Regions from separate parts of the Homo sapiens genome. Here region 1 is linked to region 2. A link is a loop called in an ENCODE intact Hi-C map of the cell type or tissue named here. Cell type or tissue: heart left ventricle. All regions are shown on one strand. Links, peaks and the distances in the headings refer to the core of each region. The heading gives the core; the rest is flanking DNA.

The links. Peaks named below come from ENCODE experiments on the same cell type or tissue, not always from the same donor. Only the 100,000 strongest peaks of a DNase experiment are listed, where the experiment ranks them.
Region 1: a loop joins it to region 2, with 2.2 times the contacts of the local background. A loop is called at or near these places in 1 of 110 quality-filtered maps.

What each region holds. Positions count from the first base shown.
Region 1 is chr16:65,178,905-65,183,797 of GRCh38, reverse strand. No RefSeq gene overlaps it. Among named protein-coding and RNA genes, the nearest start is that of LINC02126, 4.8 kb to the right of the region's middle. In heart left ventricle, for the core only: a CTCF peak has its summit at 2,581; no DNase peak of the experiment used is centred there.
Region 2 is chr16:65,312,535-65,317,427 of GRCh38, reverse strand. All of the region lies in intron 8 of LINC00922 (long intergenic non-protein coding RNA 922), which reads left to right. The region is part of intron 2 of LOC124903780 (a long non-coding RNA gene); the gene reads right to left. Among named protein-coding and RNA genes, the nearest start is that of LINC02126, 140 kb to the right of the region's middle. In heart left ventricle, for the core only: no CTCF peak of the experiment used is centred there; a DNase peak (open chromatin) is centred at 2,177; H3K27ac peaks cover 180 bases.

The sequences.
Region 1 (4,893 bases), core at 454-4,453, 130 kb after region 2:
ATGTATGTATGTATATATCTATATATATACACACATACAAAAACCTATGCGTGTGTGTGTATATATATATATACACAAGGCACACATACGATGTTTAAACAGAGAAATCAGAGTGAGGATGGAGAGTAATCATTAAACTGAGAATGGAATCCCATAGGAAGGCAATCCTATGGAAAAAAAATCAATTGATTGTGGGAAAAAATAGAAAAGCAGGTTTTTAATTTTCTGACTTGTATATCTGGGCAGGTGAATAAATGGTCATGAGGGATACTTTAAACAAATGCCTTTTCCTCCAGGATCTTGGTTTTATTGTTAGTAAGATTAGAATATTGGAAGACAGGACTTTATAGGGATAGAGGGAGAATGTGTGACCTCTTGCAACCACAATTATTGTCAAAGTGGCCTTCTAGTCACCAAACAGCAGCTATATTTTTAGCTGAGAGCTGGTGATTTGAACCTGCAGCATGAAGCTCTACATAGAAATATTTGAAAACCAGGGTTAATGCTTCAGGGCATGTTGCATCTTTGAATACTATAATGAAAATGTATGCTAAATTAAATAGTTCCTACCTTGGCTTCTCAGTGTGCTTGAGCTATTTAATAGTACTTAAACAAAGACACTCACTTCCCAAAATGGTGAGATCTCTGCAACATGGATCCATGAGCTAGTCCTATGTCCTTGGGCAATTTGCAAAAATTATCTCATTCTTCATTTCCCTAGCTCCAAAATGGGGTTACTAATACCGATCTATTCAGATTTTAGTGAGATACAATAAGGGAAGACAAATAAAATGACAACTATGGAGTTTGACACACAGAAGTATTTACTTGAAGTTATTCCTTCTATTCTTCTTGTTAGAGGATGCAGTCTCAAGTGATGGAATATTTGATGATTTGAAGTCAAATACTGGAGTCTGTCTGGTGAATCTGAGTAATTCGTGTTCTAGGAACCTCGATTTTTTCAACCATAAAATGGAGCAATGAGTAGCTATTTTACATGGTTGACAAAGTATCGGTCTTCATTTGCTAGTGTTCATTGGATGGATCATGTTACATTTTTGTTGTTGTTGTTGTTGTTAGTGTTTTCTCTTTGAAATGGAGTCTCACTCTTGTCACCCAGGCTGGAGTGCAGTTGCACGATCTCGGCTCACTGCAGCCTCCATCTCCCAGGTTCACGCAATTCTCCTGCCTCAGTTTCCCAAGTAGCTGGGACTACAGGCTCCTGCCACCATGCCCAGCTAACTTTTTTATTTTTAGAGGAGATGGGTTTTTGCCATGTTGCCCAGGCTAGTCTCAAACTCCTGATTTCAAGTGATCCGCCCACCTTAGCTTCCCAGAATGCTGGGATTACAGGTGTGAGCCACCACACCTGGCGATTATGATACATTGTATCACCTTTTATAAAATGAGCTTCAACGAAAAACAAGGCATGGTTATAAGAGGTTTGCTCAGAATACAACAACCAATCCAGGGAAGGAGGAACTAGAACGGTCTCTTCTTGACTAATTAATTGGTGATGAATACAAGGGAGAGAGGGCATCCTAAACTCTAAAGAACTGGGAAAGAAGCCAAGTGTAAATATTTTCTTTTCTGAATAATTTATTGTCTAACATGATTATACTAATTCAATTAACAGCAAACAATATATTTGAAAATCGACTGAATTCTATGTGTCAGACACAGTACTAGGTCTTAAAAGAAATGGAAGAAGACAAGAGAAGAAAACACAATCTCTTACCTGACGGTTTCCAGTGTAAGCAACCCACAAGCAAATAAGAGTGGGGAGTTAAATCGGTCATTCGAGTAACAGTAAACATACTGATCCTGATGCACGAGAAGCTATTTCTTGGCTTCACCTCTTTTCCTTAGGTGGCCAATACCTGCCTTTTGCAAGGAGTTAATTCCTCAATTAGGAACCCAACAATTTTGACAGTTTGAGAAAGAACTAAATCACAGAGGTAAGAGAAGATTGTGCTTCCCAAGAGAGGCTCACACAGGGACACAAAAAGACCTTGAACATCTATAAAACATGGGCCCCCACTGAGAAAGGCAGAATGCATTTTATATTTCTAAACAAACTTTAATATTTTTCATCTGGAGTTATTTCTATACTATCAGCAGAAAAAAAAAGGCAACCTCTGCATGTGGTTGTGTATTTATGAGTGAGTTTTATCTGTAAACAGATTTGTAACTAAAAACAGAAATATCTTTTTATGGGAGACAGCTGGTTGAGAGATTAAAGATACACAAGGAGAGAGAGGGGCTCAAATTAACAAACATTCCTAGACGTAGAATGTCTGTGAGTATTAGGAATCTTCTAACTTGTGACCTAAAAAACATCTAATCCCCACTGGTTTTCCAGCATAGGTTTCAGCCTACTTGGCATTTAGAAGAGAAATGAAAACAAAAACAAAAGTTGGAAAGCCTAGTGCAAAGCTATAATGCTTCAAAATCTCAAGGAATCATAAATAACTATAAATACTATGTGAGCAAAAAATTCCTAAATATGTAGTTTCATTTGCGGGATTCAGAAAAAAAAAATATTCAAATTAGGCCAATTCTGGGTTTGCTCCCCCCCTTGTGGAGTACAATAACATGTGTGTCTGCAATTTGGATTTGATTCCTAAGTTTCTAGCATCTGCCACATGTTTGTGCTGAGAGCGTGCTGTATTGGAATAAAACTATTCTTGGGTTTATTTTTCAAAGGACGCTAGCAAGCATGGATTTACAAAACTTTTTATTGAGGTTGGGTGTGACTCTTTGAATCTAGTAAACCAATCCCCAAATAGGATTTGGTATACCAATAATCAAAACATCTTCAGTTATTTTCTTTCTACTCCAGGAATGGATTTTTAAATAAAAGGCCAGAGCTCAGGCTGGCTTCTTTGCTGTGGTCACGGTCATGGGAACTTTGATGGGAGAGGGTTTGAGGGCAATCACTTTCCTGCGGTGAGCTCTATGCTCCAACTCGAGTCATTCGTGCTTTAAGTTGATTTAATTTCTAGAATCACCTGAACAAGACCAAGGCCTAGAGTTGGTTCTACTCAATGATTTTCCTGCTAAAACCAAAGTCGCATTGATTAGGATTGGCTGATCCTGGAGAAATTAGGCAAGGTTAATTTCCTACATTTTCCCTCTTACGCTAGCTGGTTATTTCCCAAAATTCCATTATTAAAATTAATTTACATTTTAAATTTTTTTCATAAAGGAAATGCATATGTCTCTCATAAGTGAAAAACCATTATCAATCACAAGTAAAATGTCATACAACAAACATCTTATATACAATTGTATATATAATATATAATACAATGTGAAATACATTTTAAAATACATACAATGAACAGAAAACAAAGCAAGAAATTACTGCTTCTGAAAGACTCTTAAGCCTGATGCTTACTCTTTTGTGACTGTTGTTGTTTAAAGGGAGGTTGGAAGGTTTTAGATAGATGTTAAAGACAGATTACCAATAAATATATTAACTGGACTGATTACTAAAAACATTACATGTTTACATTATCTAATATTTAACGTCATGTGCTCATACTACCGTGAACACTCTTCTTTAATACTGTCGGTATTTTGTATTCCAGGCTTTGAAAAATCCTTCTTTAGTAGACAGCTGTTACTATTTATATTGAAGCCATATCACTTGATAAGGCTGAACATTTTAAGAGCTTATCAGTCATCAGCACCTATGGGGTGCAGGTTAGATTCCTTTTTTTAAATTAAATTTTATTTATTTATTTATTTTTGAGATGGAGTTTTGCTCTTGTTGCCTAGGCTGGAGTGCAATGGCGTGAGCTCGGCTCACTGCAGCCTCTGCCTCCTGGGTTCAAGCAATTCTCATGCCTCAGCCTCCCAAGTAGCTGGGGTTACAGGCGCCCACCACCATGCCCGGCTAATTTTTTGTACTTTTAGTAGACAAGGTGTTTCACCATGTTGGCCAGGCTGGTCTCGAACTCCTGGCCTCAGGTGATCCGCCCGCCTCGGCCTCCCAAAGTGCTGGGATTACAGGCATGAGCCACTGCGCCCGGCCAGCTTAGATTGTATTCTGCTCCCTTTCCTGCCGATCAACCCCGCCTTGCCTCATCTTTCTCATTCTAGGACTCAAACACAGGGTGACACCTGTACTCTCTTATACCTCCACACTTTTATATACATTGTTTCTACCCTCTGTAAAATTATCCCCTCAAGAGAGTTCTTCCTTTCACAAACATGTCTTGGTCCTTCTAGACAACCCCCTTCACCCACCAAGATTCAAAGAATATTTAGAGGACAACTCGATGATAGATATTTAATGCACTACACTTCAAAGAATTTATTAATCAAAAATATTTATGTAAAGGTATAAAGATAATGGGTGCAAGAGTGATTATTTTAGCATTGTTTGAAAGGAAAAAAATGGAAGTTATGATAATATGCTTACATATGGGATTGGCTAAATAACCATGTTTCATCCATAAAATATAATATTCTAGAGTGGTTAAAAATAATGGTCTCATCTATATTCTCATGTGGGAAGATAGCCGTTGTGTCTATACAATTTACCGAGCCCCTCCTCTTTCTTTACTTGGATTGTTTAATCCATTTATTAAATCTTCATAAAATTGCTAAAGAGTAGCAGAGCAGTATCACCCCATATTACACATGAAGAAATCAGGACATAGAGTTATTTGACCAAACTCACCCTGTTAGTGGCAGAGCCAAGATTGAACCCTAGGAATGCTGGAGCCTTAGATAGTGCTTTTAAATTTCAGACTGCATTGTAGATCATGTGGTTTGGTTCTGTGTCCCCACCCAAATCCCACCTTGAATTGTAATAATGCCCACATGTCATGGGAGGGACCCAGTGGGAGGTGATTGAATCATGGGGGCAGGTTTTTTGTGCTG
Region 2 (4,893 bases), core at 513-4,512:
CTCTCCCTGCAGAAATGCCCTCAAAGTACGGACAGCACCATCTTGCAAGATTCCCGTACTCCATTGCTCTTACGCATCCTTTTGATGACCATGCTCAAATGGAGACATTAAAAAGACTGAGGGAAGAATGGACAGGAGTGTAGAAAACTTGGTTATTTCCATGGGTCTGCTGTTTATTCATGTTGAGCTGGGCCTCTCCTCTCATCTGTTAGCTGAGCATTCTGGCTTAGATTGTCTCATAAGCACCTTTTAAAAGCTCCAAACTTTTATGTCTCCTATGGGCCAGCAAAGTGTTTATTCCAGAAACTTTTAAAGAATCTGTTGGACTGAAACTTTTGGCTGTTTTCCTGGCCTGGTTTCACTTGGGTCTCCGAAAAAATAGTGTAGCTCTAAGTCCTCGAAGAAACCCTGTGAATCTTGGGGAGGGTAAGCATATAACTGATCATCCAAACCAGCACACTAGCCAGTAGTAATTATGCTTGAAGATCAGGCCTCAACGGAGACTGTCCTCACTACAACAGGGCACTGGGAGGAGTCCAGACTTCCTGGTCCAGCTGTTCACATGTGATCTCAGCCAGTAGACTAGCAGCTTTGTAAAGGAAGGAAAGGGATTGTTTTATTCCTTAATGGCGGCTTCCCTGAATAAGTGCCACTAAAATATGTCTCAAAATAATGAGTAAATGAAGGAGCTATGGTGTTTGTCAAGTGGAAAATTGGGCTAATGACATATTGTCTTGAGTTTCGTGTGGGGTCTGGCACACAGTCACGGAAGTACTAATTTAGGTTGTGCTTCTTCCTCTTCACCCAATCTTATAGATAAAAATTCCAAGTCTTAAACTAGCCAAGTGACTCATCTAAGAAATAATGTAAGCTCCACAAGGGCTGTGATTTTTGTCTAGTTCTTCTTTTCTTTTCTTTTCTGTAAATTCCCTTCTTAAATTTTAACTTAATTTTGCTTAATGTTGTGAGCATATCTTCATATTTAATTTATAACAAAACACTACCCATTGTTAGTTAGATTTAAACTAGAAACCTTGGCTGTTGATGTCCATGCCAGGAGTTTCACAATTACACTTCCTGCCCTATTTCTTTCCTATCCCAAAGACCCTTCCTGCACTTTCAACCTTGATGGGACAGAAAATACCTCATCATTTTTCCTCAGGAAATATGGCTCAAGTAACTCCTTCTTGCCTATCACCACACGAGTGCAAGCATACCTTGACTGTGCTGTGCAAACTATCTTTAATGAATATTGCTTTTGGCTCTAAAATTAGGTCCATCTTCCTGTGGCGGGGGCGGGGTGGAGAACTGAGGCTGGAGCAGTGGCTCGTGCCTGTAATCCCAGCACTTTAGGAAGTCAAGGTGGGCAGATCATCTGAGATCAGGAGTTTGAGACCAGCCTGGCCAACGTGGTGAAACTCTGTCTCTACTAAAAATACAAAAATTAGCCAGGTGTGGCTGTGGTCACCTGTAATCCCAGCTACTTGGGAGGCTGAGGCAGGAGAATCGCTTGAACTGGGAGGTGGAGGTTGCAGTGAGCCAAGATCACGCCACTGAACTCTAGCCTGGGCGACAGAGTGAGACTGTGTCCCAAAACAAAACAAACAACAACAACAAAATACTGAATAATATCTCCTGCAAAATTAATGTTAGTGTTTTGCTAAATGATATTTCCATTGTCTGAGACATGTGGCTTTAATGGAAGTATTATATCAGAAAAATGTAGAGAGGAAAGCATAAGGTAACTCAAATTTCTTTCAGGCTGGAAAAACTCTCGAGTCACTGAAGACAGTTTTGCCAAAAAGGATTGGCAAGAAGCAGTGATATTTGCAAATTGTTCAGTGAAACTGCTTTTATTTAGTCAATTTCATCCGGGTGTCCAACGGGTTCTCTGCACAGGGATATGTTTCTTAGACAATGACAAGTTTTAAACCAAATTATGAGCTATAGCTGAAAATATAGTCACAGAATGTCATTCCTGATTTGTTTTTGAAGCTGAAGCTACGTGGCTAGAAATATCAAAGGGGTGATCCATGAGAGTCTAAATGCTCAGTTTGAGGAGTGGGAAGACTTGAAATGACTGTGGAAATGGGCATCAAAGCAGAGAAGCATGGCCAGACATAACACTGCTTGCTCCAGGAAAGGGAGGAGAGATGGTCCCCTGAGCCAGCTGGCGTCAGACCAGTGGACTCTCCACCAATCCCCAGCAGCGTCATTCCCTCATACATGGATCCAACTTTGCAACCAAACTCTGCATCAGAGATCCAAGAGAGAATACCTCCCAGAGGGCTAAACTAAGCTCTTCAGAGTTTATGCTCAACTTGTGGGGGGAGAGCCATTCTTCGCTGGCTTAACACCAAGGAGATCTGAATGCTAAAAGGAACCAGTCAGGAAGGAACAGTGTTAGAATAAGACTGGCTTTGGAGTCCAGAGAGGCAGGTTTATAATTTCAGATTTAGCTTTGAACCATGGGGAAAGCATAATCTTCTTTAATCCTCAATTTGCTCGTCTGTAAAATGGGGAGAATTTTTGCCTTATTAAGTTGTTCTGGGATGTGTTTAAGCATAAGGAGATAATAAATTCCAGCATTCTCCTCCCTCTGGTTTGGAGAGTAGAAATATTTTCTTAATGATGTCTGTCACTGGAATGCAAAGTCTGCCTACTCAGAGGGACCTAGAGGCTGCCTGGTGCTGGAACATACTTGGGGATAAAATGACATCGTACTATTTAATCAGAATCATAAGATCATCATGTGGGTCACTTGGGTGACACAAAGAATCAGAGCTTTGGTCTTTGTCTTATTGACCTATCTTCTAAAATGGTTTCAGGTTCTCTAGGACCTCACTGTCTATAGAGACTCACTGAAGAAAACACCTTCATTCAACCAAGTCTCTTGGTTTTGTATGTGCTGCAACTTGGTTTCACTCTAAGGTTGTGTCTGACTGAACATATGACTGATATTGGATCACATTGCCTCAGGATGGTGACCTTCCTTTCATGTGGGCTAGCACTAGATAGATATGTGTTCTTCAGCGTGGGCTGGAGAGGCAGTCTGGTCAGTTAAAAAGGGAATAGTTTGGCATCAGATACATACGGGCTTTTGAAAAGGTTGTCCTTGAGCAAGCTATTCAGCCTCACTAAACCTCAGTTTGCTCATCTGTAAAGTAGAGATATTATTCTATCACATATATTTATTAGAAGTAATGTACACAAAATGTTTAACACACATAATAAGCCCTCAGTACACCACTATTGCAAATATTTCAATGTTAAATATTCCAACTTGAGAACTCGCCAACATTCCTTGCCGTGTACTCAATTTAACTCCACACATGGACATGCACATACACACCATTTTAAAACTGATTTCATATTTAAAAGTTGTGTTGGGGAAATAAATATTTTTATTATTATTTTATGAAAATGTCAACATTTATTTTAGATATAGGGGGTACAGGTGCGGATGTGTTGCATTGGAATATTGCTTGATGCTGAGGTTTGGAGTATGGATCCCATCACCCTGGTAGTGAGCATAGTAGATTTTATTTTAGAGATATAAAACAATGTCCTAGAAATCTGCATGTTTCAAAGACCTCCTTTAATCACATACCTATTGTTTTCAGAGGAAAAAAGGAGGTGAAAAGAAGAAAAGTATCCTGTCTATGTCAAGGAGAAAACTAGCGACTATTTCCAGAAATACTCAATTACTCTTTTTGCTAAATGAAACAATTTTACAAGGATTATACTATTGCTCTGGTGTCTAATGTGGGTGTGCTCCCATTAGTCCACTTTGCAACTGTCCCAGAAGTACAGTCCAATTAGTCAGTATAGTGTTGACTGAGCCATTTGTGTGTTGATTGAAATCTCACCATTTTATTGCATGAAGATGGAAAATTGCCCGAATTGGCCAAACTTGTGCTATTCTCACTCAAGTTTTAGAAGAAAAGTCTCCCTTTAAGACCATTATATATGATGAGATATTGTCTGGGTTATAGTTAGTAGGTCATTAAAGGGATTGTCTGAAAGATCTGGCCACACAATGGAAGACCGGTTCAGCTTCCTCCATCTGTGTGACCTTCATAGGCATGGACACTTCTGTTCTTATTCCTGCTCTGCTCATTCCTGTTTTGTAGGAACCCTAGGAACATTACTTAACCTTTCTGCACCTTATCATCCTCACTAATAAAGCTTGAGAGAGTAATCCCTCCCTGAAAGAGTTGCCATGATAGTCAAATAAGGCAACATGTACAAAGAGCTTAAGAAAGTGCCTGGAGCGTAAAGGGGTTCCGCAAATGACAGCCATGATTATTAGCATTATGAATTCCTCAAGATGTGTTCAGTTCCTTCGTGATTCTTAAGTGCTTTTGGGAATAAATGACAGAATAAAGTGAAATCATTTGGTAAATTCTGCATCTAGGAAACCACTTAATGGCAGGCAAATTGGCCTCCAGTTGGTGACTGTTTGAAACATGATTCATTTTCAAAACTTTGAACTATTTTGAGAAGTTAACTATATCATGCATTTTTTAAACAATTATGGTAACATAGCTTTTGCCAAAGAATGACATAATTTGACCTTCCTTGGGTAAAGGATGAGGACATAAAGATAATGAAGAAGAGAGGAATAGAAGAGCTTTATACCAAAGGGACCAAACAAAAAAATGTTCAATTTTTTTAAAGTTCAAATTCTTTTAAGAATTTGGTAAATTTCATAATTCTCAGCTTTTATAATTTTTTTCTACTTCATCTCTATTTCCCCAAGCATGTGAGTAATCATGTCTAAAAAAGCTTAACTTCTTACTGGCTGTGTAATATTAGATAAGTCATTTAATCTGATACCTCAGTTTCTTTATCCATAACTTGGAGATAAAATAATATTTACATATAGTGTTG